Regions from separate parts of the Homo sapiens genome. Here region 1 is linked to region 2. A link is an interaction called in ENCODE POLR2A ChIA-PET data of the cell type or tissue named here. Cell type or tissue: HepG2. All regions are shown on one strand.

Evidence for each region. ChIA-PET counts read pairs that join two places held together with the same protein. Peaks named below come from ENCODE experiments on the same cell type or tissue, not always from the same donor. Only the 100,000 strongest peaks of a DNase experiment are listed, where the experiment ranks them.
Region 1: POLR2A ChIA-PET joins it to region 2 with 6 read pairs; 2 of 35 experiments call an interaction of 5 or more read pairs at or near these places.

The regions. Positions count from the first base shown.
Region 1 is chr2:8,218,549-8,226,548 of GRCh38, forward strand. The region is part of intron 7 of LINC00299 (long intergenic non-protein coding RNA 299); the gene reads right to left. Among named protein-coding and RNA genes, the nearest start is that of LINC00299, 110 kb to the right of the region's middle. In HepG2, no CTCF peak of the experiment used is centred here; no DNase peak of the experiment used is centred here; H3K27me3 peaks cover 3,486 bases.
Region 2 is chr2:8,086,156-8,094,155 of GRCh38, forward strand. All of the region lies in intron 7 of LINC00299 (long intergenic non-protein coding RNA 299), which reads right to left. Among named protein-coding and RNA genes, the nearest start is that of LINC00298, 110 kb to the left of the region's middle. RefSeq lists an enhancer at 320-1,519. In HepG2, no CTCF peak of the experiment used is centred here; a DNase peak (open chromatin) is centred at 4,946.

The DNA.
Region 1 (8,000 bases), 130 kb after region 2:
AAAAAAAAAAAAATTCAACACAACGATTCTATACAACACACATTCTCTGTCCTTCTCATTTAGTGCTTGTCATTTACTCTCTTGACTTGCTAACCACCCTTCCTGAGTGTGTGTCCTTCCCATGAGAATAAGATCTAGCTTTTCTATCTGTGCTTCTGTATGCACCAAAATTACATGTGCATTGATCTTCTACATTAAATCTAAATGTGGATGAACACAAAGAACAAAATAATAAGTAGCACGGCTTCAGGGAAAGAGCACAGGCTTTGGAATCTGAAGACATGCAACAACTCACTGTATTTGCTACTCTGTGTGAAATTCAGATTCCTCATCTTTAAAATGGGATAATCATCCATATCTTGCAGGATTGTCGAGATTATTAGAGGTCACGAGTGTGTCACATGAAATGGTAGCTGTGACTATTACACTATTTTCCTCACTAGAAATAAAGCTTCTTTTCCTCAGGTAAAACTTTGCATCACGTATACAGCACAACTGTTTTTTTAATTTTTTTAAGTTTCTTGTTTATTATATAATAATTATTAAAACATTAAATAAAGACTTCATAAAATCCCTCTTCATCAGGATGCTGTGGGATGTGGTTACAGAAAGAAGTCTCCACCCTCTCGGAAGTTAGACTCTAATTGCAGAACCCAGACTAGCACATTACAGAAGCCCAAAAGCCAACGGTACCAACCTCTGCACCTTGCCCGATAACTGCTGGTCTCTTGAGTCGAATAAAGATAAGGACGGGAGGGTGTGGTGAGTGGTGGCAACTAGGAGAATGTGGGGTTTATTCTGTGGACTCCATCATCCAGGGCCCTAGATGACCTGGGTTTGTGAGCTGTGTGGGTGGACCGAGTCCGTAAATGAAGGAGAGAATGAAGGCAGGTGCTCAGTGGGCCCCAAGGGGCACGCAGGTGGTCCTTGAACAGCAATAGCAGGAGTATCGTTTTCAAGAAAGAAGGGTTTTAGATTTTGTAATGGGTATTTTGCCTGTTTGTCTGTTTGTTTGTTTATTTTTCCTGGGGCTAGTGGTGGGGATTATTTTACTTATTTCAGCCCCAAGAACCACACGGGGGACTCTTCCCGGTCAGCTCAGCTTGTTCAAAAAACTGTCTCCCAGGAAGGAAGTTGCCCATGAGCCTATTCCATGTCCCTCCTCCTGGCACGGAATGCTGGCAGCAACCATGACGAGGCCCTGAGCTGGTGTTGTGAACTCTAGGGATGAGTAATGGTGCCATCAAGGTGGGATTGCCCTGGCACTGTGCCTTGCCCAGCACAGGACCAGGAGGCCGGAAACCCGGTTCTGGTTCCAGCCCTGCCATCCACCACCATACCCAAGCTCCAGAACTGCCCTGGACCGGGCCATTTCTAACCCTCACAGAAGGCCCACACCACTCTTTGGAACATATGTGACGTGATGCCCACACACTTGGGTCTGAAATAAGGGAAGAAACGGCAACCACAGCTCTGATGTCTGCCTTCTCCCGTTAGCCTCTGGGGGAATCCCGACATCTCAGAGCAGGAAGGTCCTTTAGAGGCTCTGCAGATGAGGAGCTGCACCCGCTGGCCGGCCGCTCTGTGCCCAGTGGACAGGACAGTGGGCAGAGGAGGCGCCGTGCCAGGAGGCACAGCCGCTCCAGCAGGCTCCCGTGAAGTCATCGATGTTATATTTAACCTCATCACAGTTGGGCCAGCAGCCGGTGCACCAGACATAACTGGCTCCAGGACGTTCCCCACATAACTGAGCACAGTTCACAGGCTGGTTTAGGTCACCGTCTGGAGGCGCCAGAAAGAAGGCATCCTGGCACTGCAGAAACAGACAGCAGCCCATCCGTGTAGGAATAGATCCATTTAGGGAGCTGTGGCCGGGCACTGTACACCCAAGAATTCCATGAAGTAAAAAAAACTAAGGCTACAAAAAGAAGTTTCTCACAGTCTTCTTGTTAATAAGCAAAAGAACCCAAATGTGCACTCGGTTCTGTCACACTAATGCCAAGGGGCGATTTGCTTTGCTGTGTTTCATTCATTCACCCCAACTGTTTCATGGGCTGCTGTTGCCCTTAAATCCATTTTGGGATTCAGTACCCATAAGCTGCCAGAATTACAGTTCCTTCAAGGTGCTGTTTATACCCAGTCTACCTAAACAGGTTCTGTTCAGCTGAGCTTGTTTGGCCCGTGTGCCCTGACTATCTAATTGGCATTTGCCACATCAGAAGTGTGGGAAGTGCTCAGTGGAGGTGAGTGCAGAGCAGTGGCATTTATTTATCCCAACTTGGAGGTGCAGAGAAGAGCTCCTGGCTACAGAGGATGGACCAGGCTTTGGGATTAAGATTGAAACAGAGAGCAGGCATGGTGGCTTACGCTTTGGGAGGCCAAGGTGGGAGGATCGCTCAAGGCCAGGAGTTTGAGACCAGCCTGGGCAACATAAAAAGACCCTGTCTGTACCCCCCCCCCAAGAAAAGTTGCCAAGTTTACTGCTACACACCTGAGGTTGCAGCTACTCTAGAGGCTGAGACAGGAGGATTCCTTAAGCCCATGGAAGTCAAGGCTGCAATGAGCTATGATCATGTCACTGCACTCCAGCCTGGAAGAGAGCAAGACCCTGTCTCTAAAAACAAAATAAAACTAAAATTAAAAAAAAAACAAAAACAAAAAAAACAAACAAAAAAAATTGAAACAGAATGAGCAGGAGAGAGGGACTTTGGGCAGAGAGGAGAGCATGACTGGAGGGGGCTGGAGGGGCGAAGGGCCTGTAGTACTGCCATGCTGCTCAACCTCTTTGCAGTTCAACAGGAGAGCCCAGGCCCCAAGCCCTTCACCCCATGAACCAACCCAAGAAGAGCAAGCAAGTCAGGGCCCCATGGGGTCCCTTGCCCTCTGTGCACAGCCCACACTGTGCCCCTCCTGGACTCTCACCTTCTGGTCTCTCCTCCATTGCTGTTCAGATTCTGCTATTCATCAAAGACCAATTCCTGCGCTGCCTCTTCCCTGAGAAGCTCCCAGCTTCCCAGCAGTTGGAATCCATTTCCCACTGCGCTATGCGGGCCCTTTTAGCTCCCTGAGGGAAAAGGCACCTGGCTCAGCACTGTGGCTCCAGAAGCACCTTCCCACCTGGTCCCTGAGGCACAACAGATAATGCAGGAAAGTCCGCAGGAGTACCTGAACTAAACTCCAGGGCCGATGGAAGCAGCCAGTGACCGATGTGCAGGAAGGACAGGTTAGAATGTTTCACTGAGACATGAGGATTTGGCCTCATAGGAGAGGAGAGTGTGTCTAACAAAGCCTAGTGCCAAGTGGGAGGCAATATGGGGCAATGTGAGTGGCAATGTCCTTGGGAGTAGGACAGACCTGAGTGACTGCATCGTCCACCCCTATCTAGCTACAGAGGATTCTGGGAGGGCTAAATGGATAGTGTGTAAGAAAGGCATTCAGTACATTCTAAAGCACTCTGTAAATGTGAGCTAAAAGCCTGACAAACGTGAGCTGTAGAATCACTATTTCTCCTTTCCGTGTGGCTTCAGGTCATTGAGGTCTGAAGCTACAGATGGTTTTCTGAATCTGCACTCAGAGTTGGCTCATTAGAGGCCAAACAATGACTTAAGGGCTGGCCCTTCATGGGGGCAGTGGAAGGAGCTGGCCCTGGCAGGTAGTGCCCAGGGCTGCCTGGAGCCTCGTCCACGCGCCCTGTGCCTCCATCTCCCCGTCTCTCGTGAAGGCCTGGCCTGAGAGTTCACGGACCATCTCCAGATTACCAATCCCCTGTTCTACAACCTCCAGGATGAGAATCCCAGGGTCTCAGGGCTGCCACAAATACACAGGCCAGTGACACTGATGGCTTCTTTCTTTTCTCACTGCTCCTCTAGTTTCACAAGTTCTGTCCAACTGTCCCAAGAACAATGATTACCGACCATGTTTGTTTGTCCTGGCTGCCATAACAAAATACCACAAATGGGTGGCTTCAACAATAGAAATTTATTTTGCCACCATTCTGAAGGCTGGAAGTCCCTGATCAGGTTTGGTTTCTGGTGAGGTCTGACACCTTGTCTTATAGACAGCCACCTTCTCCCTGTGGCCCCACATGGCCTTTCCCCTGTGCATGCATGGAAAGAGAACCCCGGCGTCTCTTCTTCTTATGAGAACACCAGTCCTGGAGGATGAAGGTCCTACCCCTAACTCTTCATTTAACCTTTATTACCTCCTACAGGCCCTATCTCCAAACACAGCCATGTTGGGGGCTGGGACTTCAATGTATAAATTGCAAGGGACGCATCTAGGTCCACAGTAGTGACCAGACGCCAGCTCTCGTTTCCTCCATGCACAGCCATCAAAGCACACCAATGAGTCCTTCTTTCCTACCCTAGTGCACAATTCCACGTAGCAATGACCGTGGCTAGGCCCCTTTCTACAAATGCTGCAAAAGAAATCCAGGTGCGCTTCAGCAGTCTTTTCAGAAGACAGGAGTTGTGAGCTCAGGCTCCCTGCACAGGGTTTAAATAAAAAAGTACTAAATCAAGATGGGTGTTATCAAACAAACTCCATGTTCTCACCAGGAAACCTCCCTGGTGGGGAATTGAATAGAGGAAACTGCTTGTGTTCAAGCTGAGCCTCTGAATCACAGGGCCGTTATCACACCCACTAAAATCCCTATTGTGCTTTGGACAAGAATCGGGGACATGCACAGCAGGGGCCTGGAAGGATTCCACTGGGATACTTTACCAGGCCCCAAGGGCCTCCCTGTCCGCCTCCCTTTGAAACACTATTAGGAGACTGGGGCATTTCCAAATGTGACCGACCCATGTTTTCAATCATGTTAATCACATTAAATCCACAAACACAAACTCCACCTCCCTCTGTGTGCCAGGCTCTGAGCTAGACTCTGGGGAGCCCTCGAAAAGCCCTGAAGGCTTCTTGGAGGGAGAAGAAACTCACCAGAGCTGAGACTTTTTAAAGCATCAAACCACATGAGCGTTGTGTCAAAGGGGACTTCCAACTAAGAAAAGCTGATATGAAGGGAAGACCAGAGGGAGGGACCAGCAGGGACGGCACCAGAAGGATGATGGAGCTGAACCCACAATGAGGGAAACTGCACAGCGAGAGGGAAGAAAATGCCCCAAAACAGACCTGGCAGCCACATCCTCAGCAGGCTGGAAGAGACAGAACTGTGAAAAGTGTGTTCGTCCCACTGGTGGCAATTTGACCTCCTTCACGTGTTGCCAGCACCTTGGAGCCTGAGGAGCTGAGAAAATTGCCCATTTTCTGATCTCAACGCACACGTAAGGTTTGGTAGGTACTGCGGCAGCCTGGGTGGGGGTGGGAAACACAGCCGGCGCAGGCGCAGTGAGCATCCGCCCTGGGACCTGGCACCCGCCACGTTCCGTTCTCTGGGCCTCAGTTTCTTCACTTGTGAGATGGGGAATGATACCAGCAGTCCCTCCTACTTGCTGGGGTCCTTGCAAGAATCAGATGAGAAAATGGATGTAACAGAGGGGTAGGACCTCAGGTGCTCTGTGGCAACAGGGCTGGCACCACTCAGCACAGAAACAGCAGCGGAAGAAACAGAGCAGCAACGTGCACCTGTCCATCAAAGCCCCAGCTCTGCAGCCGGAGAGACCCCCTGCATTCTTACCTCAGCTCACCCAGCTACTGGCTTGGAGAGGTCACTTTACCTCGCTAGACCTGTTTCCTCACTCATTAAAAAGAGACGACTCCCTACACTTCTAGGATTAAATGAGGCAATGCTTATAAAGCCCCTAGAACAGCTTCATAGAGGGTCATTTGTTCCGTTAACAGGAGCTATTGTTATTAGTACAGTGGTTTTCATTATTATTGAGAGGGATCAGTTATTTATAACCCTCAGAAGCCCAGGCGCACATTCAAAGGGAGAAACCCAGGGAGTGCGGGCTCGAGCTCGGGATTCCAGAGCTGCTCGCTCCTCCCTCCTCTGCTTCTTGCTTTGCTGGACACCCGGGTCTCCTTGGTCTTCCAGATCTTCCCCGTGTTATTCCCTCAGACTGGAAACTGCTCCCCTCTGTGGGGCGTGGCCAATTTCTGCTCGTTTTTCGGAGGTGTCACTGTGTGACACCTGTGTGAGTGTCTAAACCCCGCCATCCCTGCTACGCCTGCCTTCAGTTCTCTGTTCCCTCTCCGGATGGTAAGCTCTGTGAGGGCAGGTGTATTAGTTCCCCAGAAAAGCAGGGCAAATAGGATGGGAGGGAGAGAGAGGGGAAAGAAAAGAGAGAGAGAGAGAGGTTTTAAGGAATTGGCTCATGTGATTTGGAGGCTGGTAGGATCTGCAAGACAGGCCCAGGGAAGTGCTGACGTCACACCTTGAGTCTAAAGGCCTTCTGGGGGCAGAATTCCCCCTTCCTCTGAAGACCTCAAGGTTTTTTTTTTTCTTTTAAAGTCTTCAACTGATTGGATGAGGCCCACCCACACTGCGGAGGGTCATCTGTTTTCCTCAAAGTCTACTGATCTAAATGTTAATCTTATCTAAAAATACCTTCACAGCAGCATCTGGACTGGTATTTGGCCAAGCATCTGGGTGAGATGGCCCAGTCATGCTGACACGTGAAATTAACCCTTGCAGCAGGGGCTGGCCCTCCCTTCTTAACCTCTGTGGCTATCACTGAGCAGAGGACCTGACATTAGCAGGTGCTCAATAAATATTTGTCAAATAAATGAACAGATGGATGGATTAGTGGTTCTATATAATCACTTAGAGAGAAACTATCATATGTCAGAGATAATCTGTTTTAAAAATCCACTTTTAACTGGTTTGGCACAAAACAAATGGACTTTTGGAATAAAGCATGTGTTCTATTTCGAGTCTTCCTCTTTGGACCCCAGAGGTCGACAGCATCCACAGTCCAGGCCAGCTGCCCCTCCCAGGCCTGGCTCACACCACGTTGCAGAGAACACCATTCTCTGGAGGCCAGGATAGGAAAGGGCAGGAGACACTCCACTCCTGCCAAGAAACTAGCCCCTGCTCTTCTGCCTCAGGAAACAGCCAAGGCTAAGAGGAAGCCCCTGCAGGTGTCTGTTCCAGGGGCTTCTGTGTTTATTAGTATTCCCATGAACTGGGAAAAACAACGGTGCAAAGCGAGCTACCCAGTGTGTTACAGGTTGTTTGGAAAACACGCTTGTAAATGTCTGGTTAGATAATTTATATGAATGTGCCTCAGATACAAAATGACCCTGGGCCGGGCTGGTGTGGCTTATTTGCAGTTAGCCTCCTTTCCTCTTGTCGCATCTTAAACATTATGCGGGGTGAGGCTTGGGATCACAGAAGCTTATCTTCTAGGGAATGAGATGTTTGCTCCAAGATAGAATTCAGATGAGAGAACTGCAAAATTGATGAATTGGAAGGAACACGGAGATCATCTGAACACCAGCAGATGAAGCAGAGGCCCAGGAAGGCCAAGTGCTGGGCTCAAAGCCACAGGGCAAAGTCATCCCAGAGCCAGAACCAGGGTCCAGTTCTCCTCGCCCTGTTGCTCAGGAAAGTTACAGCCTGGGTGGACTCATGAAAGTAACCGGTTAGACTATAATTCGCAAAGATAGAAAAATGCCTTCTGGTCTAAAATTCAAGTCACAGTTTAGACCAGAGATAAAGTCCATGATTTTTCCCTTGCTAAAACCAGTATTTATGGCATTTGAGTGAGCAGTAAATTACTAGTTGCAAGCAAAAAATGTGCTTTCTACATGTTCACAAACATATCATCACCTCCAATACTGCATCACTATAATACAGTATATGGCAAATTAGCCTGTTATATTTGGGGTAATTTAATCAACTGTCTAATATATACTCTACCAACCCATGTATGTGACTCATAATTACAGTGTATTGACTCAAATAACTTCATATTAATGGGCCAACAAACCACTTTAAAATGAATATCAGCCTTACCTCATATATACATGTTGATTTTATAAATGCGCGACTGTAGGATGAGATCTAAATGTGCAAAAATACATTTACCTACCAGAAAATT
Region 2 (8,000 bases):
TCACTCATTTGTGGATGAAAACAGGTTGACTGCATTTCTTTACTGTTGTCAATAATGCTGCAATGAACATGGAAGTGCAGATATCTCTTTGAGATCCTGATTTCAATTCTTTTGGAAATATACCCAGAAGTGAAATCACTGTGTCATATGGTAAAGCTGAACTTTGATGAATGCTGTATTTCACCAAGTAGAGAAAAAAGAAAAGCATGGGGTGCCTGAAGCATAGGATGGTGTCCTAAAGAGACCCTCGGCCTTTGCAGCTTCACATTAGTAAGCCCTGCTGACACTGTGCAATGTCTGGACATCATTGGGATACTACATTTTGAGAGGGAATAGGGGCATGCTGAAACCTTTCAAATGACTCATGTCTCTTAAGTCCTGGAAGTGCTAACCCATTGCTATTGAAAGCACAGAAACTCCATCTGTCCCCAGATATAATAGACACCATGACAACACTCAGGGGGAGTGAAAGCATAAGTGGAAACCGGGGCCAGAAGATCCTGGCTCAGTGAATGGTGAGTCCTTGGATGCTTGGTGTGATTAATGGGTGGGTTGGGATAAGGGTGGGGAGGAGAAGAGGCTGGAGGGGTGAGGAAGAGGCAGCCATGGGGACAGGCCCTAGGAGAGACATGTTGGGCCCATGCCGCAGAGTCCTTGAATGTCATGATAAGATGTCCAGGCCCCTCATCTCAGATGCAGTGGGGAAGCTCTTTGCTTGTCTTCACTGGCACTCCACAAGGCAACCTTCTCCAGTCACTATCAGCCCCAGGGAAGTTCTGCTGACATTACTGGCAAAACCACTCTCCTCTGTCTCTGTCTCTGTCTCTTTCTCTCTCTCTTTCTCTTTTCCCTTTCTCTCTCTCTCTTTCACACACACACACACACACACACACACACACGCACACACAAACACACAATTATTTGATTATTTGTCAGTGAATCTGTAATGGCTCTCTCCATAGACCCTATGTCTAGGTTAAGAAACTGTATCTGACTTAGTTAATTATTTTTCTCACTGTGCATGTAACATATGTAATTTTTAAAAATAAGGAAAAAGAAAACAGCTCTAAAATTACTATGTAAAGTATGATTTTGCTACTTCTTGGTGTACTTGGTGTACAGCTCATGGTGAGTCACAGTGTTGCATGACTCCATGGGCAGGAACCTAAATATCCATGAAGCCACAAACCACAGCTCACCATTCCCTAGGATCTGCTAACTCTTCCCAGCCCACCGGACAGAAGAAATGCCTGGCAATGTGGTGGCAGGTAACAAGCAGACACACGATGCTGAAGACCCAGTCATCAAAGAGCCTTTACTTCCTTCTGCAAAGGCAAGACTCATGGCAGACGTGTCCATGCACACCAAGTTTGAGAGCTGCCATGAGACTCCCTTCTGTTGTGAAAAATACTCATCAGGCTTTTCAGAACTCTCTGTGCACCCCCAGCATAGCAGTCAGGAGAGAGATAGGAAATGTCCTCCGCACTTTGGAGCCCAGCTCTTGCCAAGAAGCGTTACAAAGTCTTCTAGCTGGCTCTGCTCTCCCAGCACAATTATTCAGGCCCTGGAGAAGAATAGAAATGATGCTTCTGCTGCCACTCCCTTCCCACCAGAGGGTGGTCAGCTCTGAAAGCTCCCCAGGCTGAGTAGGATGACCAGAGGAGAATCTGCCTAGGTCAACTCTGCCCAGGCTCCTGATGCCCATGCTCCAGCCAACACCTTCCAAGTGGACTGGCTCTGCCACCCAGCTGCTTGTGTTTCTTCCTATATGTTAAGTCTGAGCATCTAACTCATCTCTAGGAAGGGAAAATTAGAGCTTTTACTATATTCTCTATTCAGACTGTCTAAAACAGATGGGTCTGGTGTGCTGCTGAGGAGGTGGTCCACCTGATGTGACCTGGAGGTGGGGTGGAGGGAAGTAGCATCACACTGAGATTCATGAAGACACCAAAAAGCAGAGTCGGTGGGGTAGGGAGTGAGCAGAGCTAAGAACTGAGTCCCCAGGGAAAAGCTTAGTCCAATTCACCCAAGAAGAGGATCTTAATGAGTTGCTAATGTCAAGGGATTGGAGACAGATATCAAGACAGAGCACTAAACTAGGGGTGTTTTCAACAAAAATATGATCCGCAGCAGAGGGATATGGGTTTCACCGGGTTCCCTGGCCAACAACCTCCATGCAGCTTATAGGGTGGCAACCTACAGTGTCCCCTTATATTGTCACAGCTTTGGGGTGAGAATCCAGGCCTTCCTTTACAACATGTTTAGCTTCCCTGAGAAAGCAAGAAATAAAAATCAGACAAAAAAGAGGCCGGTTTCTCCAGGTGATAATCAAACCATTAGTTTTCAGTCTAGAAACACCTCAGATGAAGATGCAATATGGGCAACGCTCAGGGATGGGTTGCTCCAATCACAGATGTAGCTCCAGATGGAGATTTTGTGGATCATGGGCCCCCAGCAAGGGGAGGCTGTCAGCATGGCCAGGTTCAGGCCTGATATGAACAAGAGTCCACTGGCCCAGACTTTGATCCATAGAGTTTTTCAGTTATCAGGTCCTAGCATTCCAGAGGGAAGGAGGCAGGTGTCCCCAGCACCTAAACTCTTGAAAGCCAGAAACTCTTCAAGCACCATCCAGTAATACCATAAACATGTGTACAGAGTGAAGGATGAGGTGGGAGAGCTTTTCAGTGGTAATCATGACACACAAAACAGACTAATTATGATAATCTCATCCAAAATCCAAACTCCTAAACCAGCAAAATGATTTGGGAAGACATGCAGAATCTCAGAGCCCACTGCCTGGTTTAACATTTGGTTTCAACACTGTATGCCCATGAGACTTTGGGTTTATAACCCATACTTCTCTGCCAAACTCAGCTCAAGTCCTGTCTCTTCAGAAAACCACCCCTTATTGCTCCTAGCTGCTTTTCTGATCCCCTGCTCTTTTAAAGTCCTAATGCCCTTGAGGCGTATCTTACAATTCAGTACTTGGTGAATTCTGTCTCAGGCTGTTGTAATTGTTCTAGAGGAGAAAGCCCTGTTACAAAAGGTTTGCCAACTGTAAAAGAGTAACTTTCTCTCTTCCTCAGCAATGAGAACAGTTCAAAATATACTGTAGATTGTCAAGAAGGCCTGTGGGTTGGCTGAACCACGTAGATGTAGACCTCTTTTACACTATAGCCAGAGCAATTGTAATTCCATCGTACTAAACCACTCTCAAGGCTGAAGTTACATGTAATAAAAGGACCTGTTCTGGCTCCAAAACAGAGCTAAGCACCTCGTCCTTCTATGACCTGATGTTGTGAATGGCCTCACCGTCTGTCCTCTAACACAAATCAGAAATCCAGATTTGATCATTATCTTTGATTCTTCCTTCCTTCTTCCTCAGCCCCTAAAACCAGTTGGCCCCCAAGCCTTATCAATTCTTACCTGTTCACATCTCTCAGATGGTGTTATGCCTCTCCATCACTCCTGTGACTGAAGTCACACCCTCATCATTCCAACCAGCTTTTGTGCACAACCTCATCATGCCTGTTCGTCTACTTCCACACTGAATGATTCATCCGCCAAATCTCCAATCCATCATGCCTCTTAAAACGGTTTAAAGTCGTGTAGTTGCTTCCCACTGCTTCCAAGATTTGTTTATCTACTTATCACCGTGTTCAAGGTCTTTCATCACGAGCTCCTAGAGACACTTCTTATCTCAGTACCCTTTGGCTGAGTCACATTAACCAATTTGTAATTCCCTGAGGTCCATGCATTTTATGCAACAGTTCTTGCTCTGCAATAATCTACCATCTCTTCGTCCACTTCTTAAGGCTCTGTCTGTCCTTCAAGTCACCACTCAAGCATTTTCTCTTTGTGAAGGCATTCCCAGAGTAGGATAGGAATCTGCATTCAAGTAATTCTCTACTAACATTAAAGCACTTATTACCTCGTGTTGTCATTATGAATCTTATTGACCACCTTGGCCATTATTAAACTACACACTTGCCCCTTTTAGATCAGAAATGGTATCTCATTCATCTGTGAATCCTCAGAGCTTAACCCAGTGCCTGGCTCAATAAATGATTATCAAGTGCATGGATGAATAGAGAAAGAAAAGAATGAATACAAGAATGGATGAAAAAGTGACTGAGCAAAGGAATGAGTAAGTGAAAAATGAGTGACAGCGCAGCACAACCCTTTAACCAGCTCTGCAGTTGGTTATCCATTGCATGTAAATGCCGCAACCGTGGGCTTCTTCTCATTGCCTGAGTTACCCCTGGGCAGCTTCATCTACTTCTTTGCATTAATGGCCTCTTGTAGGTTCTCCCCTCTAATAATCTCTATTTCCAGAAAATGGGCCCATGAGTTTCAGACTCGAACATGCACTTTAGTTGTACATCCCCATGTGGATGTTCCACAGACACTTCAAATTCAGAATGTTCCAAATTCATGATCTTTCTTCTATAACTCTGTTATTCGTGTTTCCTTTCTCAATGAAAAGCATCATTTCTGTAAGTGCAATCCTTATTTCTCCAAATTTCAAACATCCACATTCTATCAAGCCCTAGTATGTCTACCTTATAAATATCTCATACCACACCGGGCTCCCTCCAAACCCGCTGGCATTACTCTAGCCCAGGAAAGAACCCTGGCCCTCCTGGATGATTCCCACTGTCTCCTGGTCTCACTGCTTGCATTTTGTCCTGCTCAAATCTACTTTCCACCCACCAGCCAGGCTGCCATTTCACAATGAGCTCACCCCAGTGATTAAAACCCTCCAGTTGTTTTCCAGTGTCCTCTGGCTAAAGGCCAAACTCTTTTAAAAAGTTTACTGTGCCCTTCCTGATCCCTCACCACTCAGCCTTGAACCTGGTAACTCACTGCCTTCTGTCTACCATAATCTCCAATTGTGTTAAAGCACTTTCAGCTCTTCAAAGACAGGCTGTCCTCTGGGGCTCCAGGCTGACTCACATATGGCTCTTTCATTGTGAAACACCCTCCCTCATTCTGGCTACACAGCCTGCATGACTCCTGGCTCAGCTGATCTGTCACCTCCTATAAGAAGCCTCCCCTGCCCACTGGGTTGGGGCCCCTCCCATGTCCTTCTGTGAGAGCCTGCACTTCCTGTTTCATAGGAATCATAGGACTTACCACGTGATTATAGCTTTCGGTAATATGTCTTCTCTACACTCTGAGAACCATAACTAAACCATTAGATGACGGATCAGGATAGTGTGTGTGTTTGGAACTGTTGATCATTGAGCAATATCCATGTGAGCCTTTTCCTTTGATGCAGGTGACTGATAAATTTTCAGTCTCACAGTAAGTGCTCTGTGAGACACAGAGTCAAGGTGATTCTCTCGTACCTTGAGACCCATCTGTGCTTCTTTCTCCTGTCTCTGAGCCCCTCCTGTATGAAAATGATAGGGAGGCACTTGGAGCTCCAGGAGATTAGATACTTGATCAATCCCATGTGTGATTGGATTTCCAGCATCTAGTAAGGAAAGCTCTAAAAGAATATGTATAGTATATTGAATGAATATTGAACATTTGAACATTTGACTAATGAACAGACACTCACCAAGGACCTGTAACATTTTAGAAATGGTGTCAGGATCCTAGAGGAATACAAAGATATTCCCCACCCATGAGAAGGGCAGGATCTGATTGAGAAGACACAGAAACACATAAAAAGAATATTACTACAGTGCAGAACATTGTCCCAGAGAATCTGTGAGAAAGACTTGGTTGGTGCTTGAAAATTCAAAAAGAAAAAAAAAAGTGGCCAGGCTCAGTGGCTTATGCTTGTAATTCTAGCATTTTGGGAGGCTGAGGTGCATAGATAGCTTGAGCCCAGGAGCTCAAGACCAGCCTGGGCAAAATGACAAAAACCTGTCTCTACCAAAAGTGGTGCACACCTGTAGTCCTAGCTGCCCAGGAAGCAGAGGTTGCAGTGAGCCGAGATCATGCCACTTGCACACTAGCCTGTGCAACAGAGCCCTGTCTCAAAAGAATGAAAGAAAGAAAGAAAGAAAGAAAGAAAGAAAGAAAGAAAGAAAGAAAGAAAGAAAGAAAGAAAAGAAAAGAAAAGAAAAGGGAAGAAAAGAAAAGAAAAGGATAAATGCTCCAAGACATGACAGTTAGCAGAGTGAAAAGAAATCAGTTTGCACTGAAATATATTCTAGGATTAGGAAGCCACGCTTTGGAAACAGCAAGACAAGGCAGGAATAAGTGTCACGCATTTGGGGGCTCTACAGAGAAGGAAAAAAGAAAAAATAGACATTTTGAATAATGTCTATGTGCACATTACAATTTCATGTGAATTACTCACATTGTTTAATTTAATGCACTAGATTAAAAAGAAATGTTACATATTCTAAAAATTGCCCTGTTTTGACAAATAAGGAAAATGAAGCTCTGAGAAGTTCAGTAAATTTCACAGGAGCCTGCAAAAGTTTCAGGACTAGGATTTCAACCCCAACTCCTTTGACTCCAAGATTATTCCTTTCTTCTAGCCTGGCAGGTGAAAGCCTAGACTGGCAAATATTTTGTATGGGATGACGGTGGGAGTTAATGTTGAATCACAGCTGGAGAGCCCATATATTTCCAGTTCTCTGTTATGGCCATTTTCCCCTATCTGATTCCTATTTCCACTTTAATGGGTTGAGAACAATATCTGAGTCCTCTGAATAGTCACAATTTTTTTTTTTTTTTTTGAGATGGAGTCTCGTTCTGTCTCCCAGGCTGTAGTGCAGTGGCGTGACCTCAGCTCACTGCAACCTCCGCCTCCTGGGATCAAGCAATTCTCCTGCCTCAGCCTCCCGAGTAGCTGGGATCATAGGTGTGTGCCACCACACCAAGCTAATTTTTTATTTCTATTTTTAGTAGAGAGGGGGTTCCACCATGTTGCCCAGGCTGGTCTTGAACTTCTAACCTCAGGTGATCCACCAGTCTCGGCCTCCCAAAGTGCTGGTATTACAGGCATGAGCCACCGTGCCCAGCCTTGGATAGTCACAGGTAGACCATTTTTCATACCATGGACCAAGGAGCAAATCTTTTGGATTGTTCTCTGTTGAATTTCCAGGGATTTGTCTATATGAATTGATTCCCGGGTAGCGCATATGAATTATTAAGCAGTCGTATAATATTTGACTTTCTCTCTTGTTTTACAGGCAATCTGTGAGAATGACTGGGTTAATGCTTAAAAAGTCAAAAGAAAAGCAAAAAGTCTACACAGTAGTCTTTTTATTTATTGCTGGTGCCCCTCACTGTCTTTGGGAAGCTCACCATATCATGCCCAATGGATAAGGGATTTGCTGAGCCCTCAAAACCATGTGCTCATAGAACCTGTCTTAAGATTTGCTTCAACTATGAAAATGCTTTCACCTTTATCCTAATATAAGATGCTATTTTTCCCCTTAGAATGTGTAACTATGGTTTTCATAGAATAAATCATGCCAATAAATACTTTCACATATTGCTGGTAGGAGTATAAATGGATTCAACCATTTTGGAAGGCAAATTGGAAATATGTATCAAGAACTTTAAAAATGTCACTTTGGTACAATAATAACATTTCTTTGACTCTATCCTGAGAAAATTACCCAAGAGAGATAGAGAGATAAAAACTTCATATCAAAGATACTCATCATGGATTATTTGTAAGAAACATTATAAATGATGAACGAAAGGTTACCTCCACATAGTAATTTTTATTTTGATGTTTCTATAACGACATGAAACTGGTAACTTTTGGTGGTAAGTGACAAAAGGAGGACATAAAATTGTAGGTAGAGTATGAAAACTGTGAAAATTAGTATGCACTGAGGAAGATTTAATTAAACTACATCAAAATGTAGAAATGTTAGGGTAGTATAATAAATAATATATTGTTTTCTACATTTCTTACATGAAAAAATGTTAAGCAATGATCATGTTTGCTTTTATAATCAGAAAAAAATTATTTAAAGAGCTTTTTCTTGTTGATATTACAGACAAAAGAGAACAGTAGAAAT